2 separate regions of the Homo sapiens genome follow, and region 1 is linked to region 2. A link is an interaction called in ENCODE POLR2A ChIA-PET data of the cell type or tissue named here. Cell type or tissue: OCI-LY7. All regions are shown on one strand. Each heading gives the region's core, and the rest is flanking DNA. Links, peaks and the distances in the headings are about the cores only.

The links. ChIA-PET counts read pairs that join two places held together with the same protein. Peaks named below come from ENCODE experiments on the same cell type or tissue, not always from the same donor. Only the 100,000 strongest peaks of a DNase experiment are listed, where the experiment ranks them.
Region 1: POLR2A ChIA-PET joins it to region 2 with 5 read pairs; 5 of 35 experiments call an interaction of 5 or more read pairs at or near these places.

What each region holds. Positions count from the first base shown.
Region 1 is chr10:14,753,029-14,760,751 of GRCh38, reverse strand. The region is part of intron 1 of FAM107B (family with sequence similarity 107 member B); the gene reads left to right. Among named protein-coding and RNA genes, the nearest start is that of FAM107B, 18 kb to the left of the region's middle. In OCI-LY7, for the core only: no CTCF peak of the experiment used is centred there; no DNase peak of the experiment used is centred there.
Region 2 is chr10:14,561,098-14,568,820 of GRCh38, reverse strand. The region is part of intron 2 of FAM107B (family with sequence similarity 107 member B); the gene reads left to right. Among named protein-coding and RNA genes, the nearest start is that of MIR1265, 130 kb to the right of the region's middle. In OCI-LY7, for the core only: no CTCF peak of the experiment used is centred there; a DNase peak (open chromatin) is centred at 4,144; H3K4me3 peaks cover 2,117 bases; H3K27ac peaks cover 2,611 bases.

The sequences.
Region 1 (7,723 bases), core at 2,060-6,059, 190 kb before region 2:
GCTCTCCAATTTAGACAGTAACCCATTAAGTGCAAGATTACATCCTTCATCCTTAAATCAGATAAACTAAAAACATCTTTTAGATATTGAGTTCTCTGCATATCAGAAAAAACCTCAACCAGATGGATCGTAAAGCTAAAATTGTGAAAAAACGTACATCTCTTCTTGGCAATATGCTTAATATAGTTTGGTGTCTCATTAATGTGACCAGTGCTATTTATATGCTTCTCCATGTGCTATTAATGTCGCAGAGAATAATAAGGTAAATGCATCTGTTTGTTTTCTTCTGTTCCTGATTCAGTGGTATCATTATTTATGTTATTAGTATTCTATATTTTCTCCTGTAATGCTTAAAGTTCTGTATAAGCAGTTGCTCTTTCTAATATAGTACTGCAGTCATAAAAGCGATTATCCTCATTTTGCAAACCGGAAAACTGGCACATCCAGAGGTTCGTTCTCTGCCGTGCAAGAAATTTCAGTGAGGGGCCAGGAAATGGGTGAAGAGGACAGCCAAAAGGAAACCATTCCCTCTAGCAGAGTTCACTTGAAAATAAAATTTTCTGAGTACTGTGTTTCAAATCTGAATAATACACAGTTCCTTCTTCAAGGGAAAAAAATTATCTTGGAACCTATTCTCCCACGTGGCCTTAAATTGTTTCTATCAAGTTCTAGAATAATGAATGGATCACAAAAATATTAGCAATGATAAACAAAGATGAAATAAGAATAGATGAAGGCTTGGCTAGGCACGGTGGCTCACGCCTGTAATCCCAGCACTTAGGGAGACCAAGGGGAGTGGATCACCTGAGGTCAGGAGTTTGAGACCAGCCCGGCCAACATGGTGGAACCCTGGCTCTACTAAAAATACATAAGTTAGCCGGACATGCTGGTGGGCACCTGTAGTCGCAGACACTCGGGAGGCTGAGACACAAGAATCACTTGTGTCCGGGAGGTGGAGGTTGCAGTGAACCGAGATCGCACTACTGCACTCCAACCTGCACAGCAGAGGTGAGACTCCATCTAAAAAAAAAGAAAAAAAAAGAAGGCTCTATACCATAAACACCTCCTCAATTTTGATTTTATTGGTTTATCCTTTAATTTATTCAATAAACATTCATTAAATGCCCTCTAGGTGCCAGGCATTGTTCTAGGTGCTAATCTTAATAGATAAAAAGACAAAATGACAGCGCCCCCATCCTCAAGTTCTTCATAGTCTAGTGGGAGAGTCAGACACAGAAACAAATATACAGCAGTGTCATTTGATAAGTGCGTCAACTGAGGTAAGCACCAAGTGCCTGGCAGCCCAGGAGAGGGCACCAGACCAGAAATGGGTGTTGGGGATGGCGCCAGGAAAGAATGGCAGAGAAGGGGCCAGAATAGTGGCTATATGAGCAGACAGTGTTGAAATGAAAATGCTTAAAGAACAAAGATTTAAAAAAAATAAAAGTCAGTCTGCTGGCACTGTTTGTTCTATACTTCTTTCACCTACGTGGGAATGCATGTCAGCAGCCCAGACCTTTGCTGCTTTTTATTTATTTATTTATTTATTTATTTATTTATTTATTTATTTTTTGAGACAGAGTTTCACTCTTGTTGCCCAGGCTGGAAGTGCAGTGGTGCGATCTCGGCTCACTGCAACCTCCACCTCCTGGGTTCAAGCGATTTCCTGCCTCAGCCTCTTGAGTAGCTGGGATTACAGTCATGCGCCACCACACCTGGCTAATTTTGTATTTTTAGTAGAGATGGGGTTTCTCCATGTTGGTCAGGCTGGTCTCGAACTCCCAACCTCAGGTGATCCACCTGCCTCGGCCTCCCAAAGTGCTGGGATTACAGGCATGAGCCTCTGTGCCTGGCTTTTTTTTTTTTTTTTTTTTTTTTCTGAGAGGGTCTTGCTTTGTTGCCCAGGCTGGAGTACAGTGGTGACCCTAGCTCACTTTAGCCTGCAACTGCTGACCTCAAGTGATCCTCTCGCCTCAGCCTCCCAAAGTCCTGGGGTTGCAGGTGTGCCAGCACTCGCGGCCTCAGACTTTTAACTTAAGATGAATATTTCACACTCCTGGATTTCTCAGGGGCTGGCCTATTGGCACTCGCTCCAGACGGGGAGCCCGGCTGGGCATCTAGGGCCACCTGTGCCATGCTCTACTCCCACCCAGTGCAGAGGCTGTCAGGCCCTGCGCTGCTCTTGGATGCTCAGAATCACTTGGGGGAGTTTTTAAAAAGTTACTAATATTAATGCTAACACCCCAGAACTTGGTAGTTAATTGTTCGGAGATGGAACTATGGCACCCGTATTTTTAAAAACCTCCCTCTAGTAATTCTAACACGCAGCCAGAATTGGGAACCACTGAGCTACTTCATGGAGACCGAGGATTTGTGAAAGCCGGGCTCTGAGAACTGGCTGGCAGTATTTCCGTGAAATAGGCAATGAAATATCCTAGTCAGCATCATGCAACAGCTTCCGTTATCCTCGCAATTTTCTAAATTCCTTAAGGAAAACAGTTCCCACTACCAGGTGTGAAGGATTCCTGGCCATTGCTTTGTCAAGTCAGGGGCAGAACAAAGTAGGAAGGGAAAAGGAAGTTTCCATGACGTATTCACCGTTTTTAAATTACTCTTTCACAATCTGTAAGTGATGCCTTGTCAAATCTCCTTTGAAACTTAAAAATTGTTCTGCTTATGAGCGCTGCACAGAGACTTTTTTTCCCCTCCTATCTTGCAAAGAGAATTGGTGGCATCCTTCAAATATTCATCTCCAAAGCATAATTATATACTTGGCAACTAACTGGAGATCTTTCAAAACTTACCTTCAAGCTCCGTGACTTGTCCCTCCAAGAAAAAAACAGAAACAAAAACAAAAAACCCAACCAGATGGTTTTGTGAAGAGAATAAAGAAGAAAAATGGCAGAAGGGTTTTATCCTTCCTTCTCTAGAATGGATTCCAACCAAATGATTTCAACGGGAGATCTTGTTTTCCTTTTACCTTGGACGTTATGAGAAAAAGGCCCTGCCTGCTTTAAGAAATCCTCAAAGGTAACGTCTTTTCTTTAGCTGCTAGAGATTTCCTGCTTGGGCTTCACTATGTGACATTGCAGCCTTAAGGTCTCATTCACACCTCTCCAGCTGCCTGCGGAAGTCATCAGGCAGTGGTTTCTTGCATCACACAGACTGCCCTCTCAATCTCTCAACTTTCTGCAGGGAAATTTTGGATTCGCTCCGTCTGGCTCACTGAATAGTTTGTTAGCCAGGGTTCTTTCAAGAAACAGAACTGAGAGAGATAGAGAGAGAGAGAACACAGAACAGAGAGAGAGAGAGATACATTTTAAGGAGTTGATCCATGCAGTTATAGGGGCCGGCAAGTCCAACATTCACAGGACAGGTTAGCAGCCTGGAAACTCAGGCAGGATTGGACACTGCAGTCTTTTTTTTTTTTTTTCAGTCAGCAAAAATATTTATTGTGAATCTATTATTTGCTAAGAAACATTGACTATATTAGGTACATAGGATGCATTAAACAAAATTCCCAACCCTAGAGCAACTTGTATGGTTTTTGTTTGGTTGGTTTTAAAAAATGTTTTATTATTTATTTATTTTAACTTTTAAGTTTAGGGTTACAAGTGCAGATTTGGTGTTACATATGTAAACTTGTGTCATGGGGGTTTGTTGTAGAGACTATTTTATCATCCAGGTATTAAGCCTAGTACCCATTAGTTATTTTTCCTGATCCTCTCCCTGCTCCACCCTCCAAAAGGCCCCAGTGTGTGTTGTTCCCCTCTGTGTGTCTATGTGTTCTCATCATTTAGCTCCCACTTATAAGTAAGAACACACGATATTTGGTTTTCTGTTCTTGTGTTAGTTTGCTAAGAATGATGGCCTCCAGTTCCATCCATGTCCCTGCAAATGACATGATCTCGTTTCTTTTTATGGCTGCATAGTAATCCATGGTGCATATATACCACATTTTCTTATCTAGTCTATCATTGATGGGCATTTAGGTTGATTTCATGTCTTTGCTATTGTGAGCAGTGTTGCAATAAACATACGCATGCATGCCTTTATGGTAGAACAATTTGTATTCCTTTGGGTGTATACCCGGTAATGGGATTGCTGGGTTAAATGGTATTTCTGTCTTTAAGTCTTTGAAGAATCACCACACTGTCCTCCACAATGGCTGAACTAATTTACACACCCACCATCAGTGGATAAGCATTCCCTTTTCTCCACAACCTCGCTGGATGCTGCAGTCTTGAGGCAGAATCCTTTTTTGTTGGGAAACCCCAGTCTTTCTTCTTAAAGCCATTGAATGATTGGATGAGGCCCACCCACACGATCAAGGCTTTATTTAAAGTCAGCTGATTGTAGATGTTAACCATATCTACAAAATACTTTCACAGCTACTCCTGGATTCGTGTTTGATTAAATACCTAGGTACTGTGCCCTAGCCAAATTGACACCCAAGACTATCACAAAGAGTTTGATGAAGAGAATTAATTTATTAATATTTTCATCAATTTGTAGAATAATGAATGGGCCACAGAAATATTCACAATATTAAACAGATTAAGTGAGAAGAATATATGAAGGCACTATACCATAAAGCTCCCCCTGATTTTGATTTTATTGATCCATCCTTTAATTTGTTCAATAAACATTTATTAAGCTCTTCCTATGTGCCAGGGCCTGCTCTAGGTGCCAATCATAATAGATAAAAAGGAAAAAAAGAGCCCCTGCCCTTAAATTTTTCACAGTCTGGTGGGACAGTCAGACACATAAACAAATATATAGTAGTGTATATTTATTGGGTTTTGGAGTCAGAAAAGCCTGAGCTTTAGTCCCCCACCAACGTGCTCAATGGATATTGAGCTCATCTCTTAAACTTTCAGAGTAAAATTTACTCTTCTGAAAATTTGGGGATGGGGTGTAGATAAGAAGTTTCTAAGGCAATGATGTCACATTTGTCTCTAAAATTTGGAGCCTTTCATGATAATTCAGTGTCCTGAGTTCTTTCCTCATCATCTTAAAGATATAAACACCTTGTGATTATGGATTTTGTGCTGAGTTTCGTTTCGGTGAGTGAAAAGGTGTTCTCTGGAGAAGGATGGATGAAAAAGGAATCAATGGTGAGATTTCTAGAGAGAATAGTTACAAGGGAATTGATTGACAGGATTAAATTGAGGATGATGGTGTGTAGCATGGTGTCTACAGAGCCTTTGCCTGGGGAATCTTACTTTCTTTTCTTTTTTCTTTTTTTTTTTTTTGAGACAGAATCTCACACAACCTCTGCCTCCCAGGTTCAAGCAATTCTCCCATCTCAGCCTCCTGAGTAGCTGGGATTACAGGCACCCACCATCATGCCCAGCTAATTTTTGTATTTTTGTAGAGATGGGGTTTCACCATGTTGGCCAGGTTGGTCTTGAACTCCTGACCTCAGGTGGGGAATCTTACTTTTGATTCTATGGCTGGTAGTTCTACTCTCCTATACCCAACCCTGGCCTGCTACCTAATGGGACTTGTTCATGCTCAAAATAGATTTCTCCAGGACCCTTGAATTATTTTAAGTTTCATTTAGACCATGGTTGGTGTTAAATACTCCACAGAAGTGTCAAGTCATGAAACTACTATGTTTATGACTTGGCTCAACTGGTTGGTTTTTAAGTTTCTATTCATCTAAAATATGCTTTTCTCTGGCAATGAAAATATTGTCAGGTAAATTAAACTGCCATTAAAGCAGCTCTTGACTCAATTCCTGGCCCTGGTAAGCAGAGATGACCTCAGAAACGCAGTTAGGAATCAAATCCAAGCTTGGTGTTAAGAACTACTTTTCATTTTCCCCAGGTCTGTATTTTATCTTTGACTTGATAATTTTAAAAGGAAAGATGTTTGTGAATATTCAGGATGTAATGGATTGCAATAAGGAAAATAAAATTATCCGTATGGTTGCAGAAACACAGCAGATGTGCTGTACCTATCAAGGTGCATCTGCATCTTACAGGCACAAATCACAGCTCAAACGACTAAGAAAAGTACAGCTTCTGTTACTGAAAAGGCCAGAGTCAGGGCAGGCATCACAGTGGCTTGATGCAGTGGCTCAAAGATGGCACCGAAGACCAGCTCCTTCCACGTGGCCTCTGCTTTTCACGATGTCAGCTCCCTTTAGAAGCTGACTCCCCTCTTGCTGGCCACATGGCTGCCAGTAGTTCTGAGGGTTTTAGATCATCACATCCTCGTTCAGCTGGAAGAGAGAGATGAGCAGGGAGAGGGCACATTCCTTTTCCAACCATAGAAAAACTCATGGACTTTCTTCTGTTGTCCTCGTGTTTAAGGGATAAGACCACTCTGCTTGGATTAGTCAAGTCAGGTCTCACCTCTGGAGCTGGGAGTGACGAAGTCTTTCCCATAGCACATTGCCATTCAGCAGGACAGGGGCACCGTGGACTCAGAAGAGGCTCCACGACCCCTGCAGATGCATTTCACAAATTATTTGGATTCATTTTCCCTTTAAGAATTTTCACTGGTGGCCGGGCAAGGTGGCTCACGCCTGTAATCCTAGCAATTTGGGAGGCTGACACGGGTGGATCACCTGAGGTCAGGAGTTTGAGACCAGTCTGGCCAACATGGCAAAACCCTGTCCCTACCAAAAATACAAAAATTAGCCAGGCATGGTGGCACATGCCTGTAATCCCAGCTGCTAGGGAGGATGAGTGGGGAGAATCGCTTGAACCCAGGAGGCAGGAGTTGCAGTGAGCTGAGATGGTGCCACTGCACTCCAGCCTGGGTGACAGCAAGACTTTGTCTCAAAAAAAAAAAAAAAAGAAAAAAAAGACTTTTCATCTATGATATAAAAAATTGGTTAGTTGGATTCAAGATTTTTTTTTTAGCCATAGTATTTGTTATATTTTATATAGGTGGGGGGAAGATGTTGAAATTTGGGGAAACAAATCATAAAATACTTTCTCTGGTTACTAAAATGGAAATGTTAAGCATATTTTCTTCTCTTCTTTGAGAAACAGTAAAATTTATCATTCTCATGGAAGAACAGATGTGAAGTAAAAAATTGAAGTAAACAAAAGTCAGTCATGGAAACATTTACCCTTAACTTTTTATTTCATTCCTTTCCCCTTATTTCCTTCCCAACCATCTACACACAACAAACATAATGGATCTGAGGAAAACTGAAAAAGATGAGCTCGATTTCACTTTGGGAGTTAACTAAGCACCAGATAATTACACTGGTGCTCTCTGGTAAAATCTAGAAGTTCTTCCTGTATATTGTGAATTTCACTTGAGCATCAGCAAGTTTGAGGAAGACCTCCCATGATGAAGGTGTTGGGATAGAGAGGGAGAGCTTGGTTTTTAATCTAATCTTCACGGCTTTGATGTAACGGGGTTTTAAGCTCCCATCCATCACTCCTTGTCACCATTGCTATCCTGGTTAGGAGCCAGTGGCAGAGCTTGGGTTGTTGGGAAAAGGGTGATCATAAAAACTTTTTATGTGTGTATTGATATGTATGTGTGTTTCTGAGTGTATACCTTTGTGTGCAGTGTGAACATGCGTGTGTGCTCTGCCTGTGTTTCTGTGTGTTGTGTTTGTGTCTGTGTGTGTCTACACACTGACAACTACGATCACTCTTTTTACCATCTTTTTGGTAATGCCATAAATAGCTTTTGAGCTAGAAACTTTAGAGGGTCAGCTTTGTACTTTGGGAACACTGATACTTTATTAAAA
Region 2 (7,723 bases), core at 1,671-5,670:
TCCCCCTTCCACCCCACCCTCTCTCCCTTCCCCTCCAGCCTCTTCCACCAGGTGCTGTGCTCCTGCCTTGGGATCAGCCAGCTCCCATGCTGCCTCCTTCCCCAGTATCTTCACCTCCTGGTCTAACCCAGAGATCAGCCACCCTTCTCCTACCCGAGTATCTTCACCTCCTGGTCTAACCCAGAGATCAGCCACCCTCCTCCTACCTGAGTATCTTCACCTCCTGGTCTAACCCTGAGATCATCAGCCAGCCTCCTCTTACCTGAGTATCTTCACCTCCTGGTCTAACCCTGAGATCATCAGCCAGCCTCCTCTTACCTGAGTATCTTCACCTCCTGGTCTAACCCTGGGATCATCAGCCAGCCTCCTCTTACCTGAGTATCTTCACCTCCTCGTCTAACCCTGGGATCATCAGCCAGCCTTCTCCTCCAGTATCTTCACCTCCTGGTCTAACCCTGGGATCATCAGCCAGCCTCCTCCTCCCCCAGTATCTTCACCTCCTGGTCTAACCGAGAGCCACTCTCCGAGTTCAGTGCTGCCTTGGCTCCCTTGGGAATGGGAGTGCACCTTCTCCCACCCTGTATGTGCCTTGGGATCTGGAGGCAGGGCTTAGGTTCCTGCCCTCATGGCCACTTTTGGGTCATGACCCTTCCCCTCGCTGCTGCTTTGAGCCTTGTCTCAGTCGTATTCTGTCCTCTACCCTCAGTGCTAGCATTTCGTGGTCGTAGCTCCTCATTCGTTCCTTGAAAGTTTTGGCCCCTGGCTCACAGTCATCTGCTGCAGGGGTCAGTATTTGTCAAAGCTCACCGGGGACTCCATGGCAGCCGGAGCTGAGTGACCAGCAGCCTGGTTTGCCTGAGACTGGAGTGGCAGCAGGAGCTTTTTGGGATGGGGATGTTCAGTCTGAGGACTAAGGAGTTTCACAGGACGCAGGACTTTCAGTGCTCAAACTAGGAGGAGGAGGTTACCCTAAAAAGACACTGTTAATACCAGGAACCGCTTCTGAGCTGAAATCCAGAGATCCTACTCACCAGAAGCTTCTGTCCTTCAGCTCAGCTGACAGATTACAATAAGAACATCAGATTTTTCCCATTCCAGGTCCCTTTCCAACCCCTCTGCTCCTGCTGGACTTTGCCTCTGCTTTTGAATTCCAACATTTCAGCGATGCGCTTGTCAACGCACTGGAATCCCTTACTTCACTCTCCTGGGGGATTGGGCGGCCCACCCATGCCTGTCCCTGGACTTCTGAGTTCTGCCAGAGAAAGTTACACAGTTGCCTCTCTATGATCCTGATCTCTGCCTCACCAGGGCCTCAACACTGCCTGGAAATCAAATTTTCCTCATCAACCCTCTTCCTCTCCATAATGACTTTTCCAACCTCCTCCACACTTCTTAAATCTCTAGGTTCATACTGAGCCCATCCCTCCTCCTCTCATTTCACTCTCGGCAGATTATCTTTCCACAGCTCACGGGACAGTCGTGCGAAGGCCATTCTCTGACCTTCCCACTGCCCCTTTGCAAATCCGCCTGCTCTTGGGCCTGTACTTTTCTCATTTTTCTGTTTATAGTGAAAGAGGAATCTTATTTATTCTCTAGAAATCCATTTCTGCACCACCATTCTCTCCCACCTCCAATTTATTTATTTTTATTTATTTATTTATTTAATTTGAGACAGAGTCTCGCTCTGTCACCCAGGCTGGAGTGCAGTGGCACGATCTTGGCTCACTGCAAGCTCCGCCTCCTGGGTTCACACCATTCTCCTGCCTCAGCCTCCAAAGTAGCTGGGACTACAGGCGTCCGCCACCATGCCTGGCTAATTTTTTTGTATTTTTTAGTGGATACGGGGTTTTACTGTGTTAGCCAGGATGGTCTCCATCTCCTGACCTTGTGTTTTGCCCGCCTCGGCCTCCCAAAGTGCTGGGATTACAGGCGTGAGCCACCGCGCCCGGCCCCACCTCCGATGTAAACCTCTCTCCTGGTATTTCCTTCTCATGAGCATTTACAAGTGCTCAGGTCTCTCCTATCTTACGACAAAAACAGAACCCAAGCTCTTCTTGGAACTCTCCTCTTTCAGTGACCACTTTCTCTTTCCTTCTCTTGATGAAACATTTTGAGAGCATGTTCTACTTTCTGCCTTGTACTATTACCTACTGCTACACAGCAAATGATTGCACACTCAGTATCATAAACAACCTGTGTTGGTTCCCTCACCAGTTCCGTGGCTCAGGAGCCCGGGCACAGCCTAGCTGGTTTCTGTGCTTCAGGCTCTCACCAGGCTGCTGTCCAGGTGGGCGCCAGGGCTGTGGTCTCATCAGAGGCTCGACTGAGGAAGAGTGTTTCCAGGCTCCCTCAGGTCATGGGCAGAATTCATTTCCCTGCAGTTGTGGGACGTGGGTCGCCTGCAGTTCCATGCCGCACAGGTCCTTACTTCCTTTCAGCTGGCAAGGATGGAAGATTGCAGCATGATGGCTTCACAGGAGTGACATCTCATCACCTTTGCTATCTTCTGTTGTTAGAAGCAGGTGACAGGTGAACAGTAGGTGGAGAGGAATGTGGGATCACCTTAAAGTCACTGTGTTACCTACTTATTCTTTCATTCCCCTTTCACTCCTCAATCCATTAGATTCTGTTTTTTATCTCTGCTACTTTAGTGAAACTGATACCAGAGGGTCAGGATTGGCTACAAAATTTTCTGGGCCCAGTGCAAAGTGAAAATACAGGGTTCTTTGTTCAAAAATTAAGAATTTCAAGATGGTAACAGCAAAGCACTAAACGAAGCGTAGGGCCCCTCAGGCATGGGGGCTGTGAAGGTCCCATGCCCATGAAGCCAGTGCTGCAGAGAGGCCTTAGGTCCGCCCTGCTGCGAGTTCCACAGGGCCCTCTGGTTGTGTTCCTGCTTGGCCTCTCAGCAGCATTTGCCAGCTGGGATTTACCACTGTGGAGCGCATCCTCCTCTGTGAAACATCCCCCTGCCCTCTGAGCGCCTGAGACACTCTCCCCTGGGTTTCCTTCTCTCGCTCGATTATCCCCTTCAGCCTCCTTTGCAGCCTCCCCTTCCTCTCCCCACCCCTTTGTATTTGGGTATTTTGAGGACACTTTTGCCACCCTGCTGAGGAATATCAGCAGTTTCAGCCGCTTCGTTTGCTGTAGGATTTTGGCTGTCATATCTACGTATCCAGCCCATACCTAACTTGTGAGCTCAAGCACCTATGTCAGTGCATCCTTTATAGTCTTGCATGCTTTGCAGGTATCTAAAATGCAGTGAGTCTGTAACACATTTCCTTGTTTTCTCTGATCCATTGAACTGGTTCTTCCTCAGTGTCCTCTATTTCAGCACTTGGCCTCATTCTTTCCCCGGGGAGTCTGGGTTTGTATCTGTGTGCTAACCCCAGGCTTGAGTCCCATCTTTCTTCTGGCTCATCTTGTGCTCCAAGCCCATGCGCCTATGTCTGCCGAGGGTTCTCCCCTTGGACTGCATTTCATCAAATGCTCTCCCTGGACTTCTGTGGTCTGTTCTCATGGTGACCTCGGCTTCCTCTGTTAAAACCCAGCACACTTCATTGCTACTCCTTTGTCGAATGCCTGCTTCCCCCAGTAGAAAATAAGCTATGATAAATAAGTCCACGAGGCAGGGAGTTTTACTGCTTTATCCTCAGTGTCAAGACATATGCCTGGCACAAGCTGTACACTCAATAAATACGTGTTTTAATGAAAGAGTTTGTTTTAATTTTCAGCCCAATTTTTTAAAGAATTAAATTGATTTTTTAGAGACAGGGTCTCGCTATTTTGCCCAGGCTGGTCTTGAACTCTTGGGCTCAAGTGATCCTCCTGCCTCAGACTTCCAAGTAGCTGGGATTACAGGCATGAGCCACCATGCCCAGCCCAGCCCAATTTTTCAAGTGTGACCATTTTGTTGTTTTAGAACGAAAGTGTAGAAAATACTATATATGGAAGAGTAGGACAATGGTATAGTAGGATTCCTGTTCTTGAGATATTAGAAATATCTGTAATGTTATAATAGGTTTGGGCCTTTCAGTTGGATTGTTAGTAATTAGAAAGTAAAGCTGTAACAGGAAATAAATGGGTGTTTCCTTATTTCTGTTGCGATCTGGGCACTAACAGGTGGAAGGAAACTGGTGCCATTTGCCCTGCAGAATTCACAGAATTAACTTGTGCAATTTGGGTGGGAGGAAGTCAAAATAGGTGATGATTAACCATGGAGATGAGTGTATTTCAGATACTGTCATCTGAATCAGTTTGCCCTTACCACAGCAAAAATGTTTTTATAATATTTTATCTTTTTTTTTTTTTTTTAAACAAATAAGTGGTGAGGTAGTCATGGTGAGAGATCTGCATCTCTGATTCTTGGGGGCACTGTTTCCTCACAAACCTGCAGTATCTGCTTTGAAAACTATTTTGATATAGAATGGTGAAATGGATCAAGTATTTGGGGGCCTAATTATTCAGAGACTAAATGTGGCCGGAAGAGGAAGAATTCTACCCAAGAAAGCTGCCGCTGATCTGCTCAACGTCTCGGAGCAGTCTTTTTTTAAGCAGAAGTCAGTAACAAGCAAACACAATGTCAATGGATTTATTAATCTGTTAAACTCTTCATTCTGTTACCTGCTGGGTCTCAATCTTTTTGACCTCAGGACCCCTTTACACTGTTTTAAAAAAGTATTTGAGAATCTTAAAGAACTTTTTTTTGGTTATATCTATTGATATTTTACTATGTTAAAAATTGAAACTGAGAAATTTTAAAAGTTCACTCAAAAATAACAAACAATAATAAACCTGTTACATACTAATAAAAAGGCCATTTATAATGAAGAATAACCTTACTAAAACAAAAAAAAGTATGAGATGAATGTTTCACATTGTTTTATTTATCTCTTTAGTGATTTTTTAAAGTGAAAACCAAAAAAAAATTTAGTGAGAAGAGCGACATTGTTTTCCATTTTTGTGAATCTGTTTCATAACCAGCTTTGATAGAAAATAGCTGTGTTCTCATGTCTGCTTCTGTAATCAGTCTGTCGGGGTAGGTTGTTTTGGGGGTCATGTATGCAGAAAATCTAGTTTCACACAGTTACATCATTGGGAAAGGCCAGAGAATTGAAATAACCTTTTCAGATAATTACGGACATTCTTCCTTGATACCACACCAAAACCTGATGAGTGGTAGTGTCTGAAAGGTTAGTTACAATATTCTGAAGCCATAGCAATGATCTTTCCTACTCTGTTACATTAAAATTTGTCTATCTTGCATTTTGAATAGGACGATAGAGGAATAGTTAAGTCACCTATAATACATTCATGTAATGGCAGATTTTGCAGCCATATATTGAAAAAGTTATTACAGGTAAAATGCTTACAAATGTAATAAATTATCTATTTAATATCCCAATTTTGCTAAAAAATGAAAAGAGGTGTGTATTGTATTAGTTGAAAGGAAATGTATCAAAATATAAATATTTTAAATGATGCATTCATGGGGGAAATTTTCTTTATACTTTTCTGTATTTTCCAAATTTTGTGTGATCAGCACATTGCTTTTAAAATCAGAAGAAAAAAAATAAGTATTTTTTGTTACGAGAGAAATGTCTGTTAAACTGTTTCCCTCATCTGTAGGTTGCCTTCTACGTGTAAAACCCCAGTATTTCCAATTTGAGTGGTAACAAAGATCTGTTTTCTCCCTCAAGTTTTTATTTGTTTAACAGACTATCGTAACCTTTCTGTGGCTGTTTTAAGCTTCACAGTTTTTCCGCTTTATTTCAGTAGTAATTCATTGATTGAATAGACAAGTTTTGACTTGTTCAAGAAAAGTTGCATAAATTAAACTTTCACATGTAGCAGAGACATAATTTGCTTTTTCTCATTTCTGTTATAGCTCAGGCAAGTTCTATTTCTTATCTAAGTGAAATGGCAAAAGAATATCTTGTCCTATGGGATAACAGAGCTACTCTCATGGTTGAGAAATAACATGGAAATTAGCATGCAATCGACTTCTGAGTTATTGTGTCTGAGCTGTTTGCCAGTGGTGTGAGTGTCACAGTTTTATGGCTGGAAGTTCAAGTGGCTTCAGAAATGCAAAGGGCAGCTCACATCTGGGGATTAGTTCCCTGCTTACCCCTGGATTTAGAAAGGATGTTTGCAACTAATAATGTGGCTGACGTGGTATTGTCGTAAAGGATTGCTACTTCCAGAATTTTGTCTTTTGTGGACAGGCCTCCAAATTTGATGATCATCTGTTTTCCTGCAAGTGGAAGATTTCATCATGTTTGTATTTCTTTGTTTTACATTTCTTATGATATAGTTGATAATTAAGATGCCTACAGAAGCTACAAAGCACCCACAAAGCAGGAAATTAGCAACTCTGCCTCTACCACTTGTAGTAAAGCTTGAAGACATTATCACTGACTTCTCCAGCTGAATGTATTGTTCTGTGGCTTTAGTTAAATGTGTCAGTGACTCTCAGGGTTTAGAATCTCTCCCAAGACTGTTTAGGAAGGTGCATCACCCTTTGAAGTGTAGACTGTGATGGAAAACTACTTAATTGCATATTCTAATATTGTTTTAGATTAAAAGACCATTCTGTCCTCTGCTTAAAACAATTGAGGATATTATATTTGAGGGCATCCCTACTGGTTAATATCATCATTACATTTGAAAATGTTCAAATTTACTTTCCATCACTAAGTATGAGTTGAACTTTTTGGAGTAGAAAATGCACTCTAAGGCCGGGCGTAGTGGCTCACACCTGTAATCCTACCACTTTGGGAGGCCAAGGCGGGTGGATCGGTTGAGATCAGGAGTTTGAGACCAGCCTGGCCAACATGGTGCAACCCTGTCTCTACTAAAAATACCAAAAATTAGCTGGGCGTGGTGGCACATGCCTGTAGTCCCAGCTACTCGGGAGGCTGAGGGAGGAGAATCCCTTGAACCCTGGAGGCGGAGGTTGCAGTAAGCCAAGGTCATGCCACTGCACTCCAGCCTGGGTGACAGAGTGAGACTCTGTCTCAAAAAGAAAATAAGAAGAAAATATACTCTGAGTATACCTAATGGTTTATTCTCTTTTATTGTTGAATCCACTATTTACATTTCTTTCTTTCTTTTATGTATTAGACTGGACTAGGAAAGGTTTACAGATCTAAATAAGGAATGAGGAGTGTTATTATCATTGTATTGCCATGACCACAAACTGCGGGGCCTCTCGCCCTTGCCCTCCCCCCTGTGGTTTTGAGGGTAGGAAGCCTTACCATAACCCAGTTCCTGATCATGCCGCCTCCCTGCCGCTTACCTGGTCAGGCCTCTTCGCTGTCCCTACCTACCCCAGGCCTCTGTGTTTGCTGCTCCGTCTGCCCAAAGCTCTTTCCCTTGGTAGCCCTTGGCTATGTCCCTCACTTCCTTCAGGTGTCTGCTGTCTTCTCAGCGCGGTGTTTCATGAATATCCACAATAGTGCACCCTGCCACTCCATTGCCTTACCTGTATTTCCCTGCATGGCACTTTGCACGGCCTGATACTATATTTCCCTCGGTTTGTCAGTTGGCTGCCTGCCCCTGAATGCAGGCTCCCAAGAGGGCAGTGGCTTTGTGTCCTTTGCTGCTAGGCCCATGTTGTTGTGAACAGTGCCTGGCACTTAATAGACACAGACTAAATACTTGATGAATTAATGGGAGGATGAATTCACCAGATTCCCTCTTGTGGGTGACTCTACACAAGATG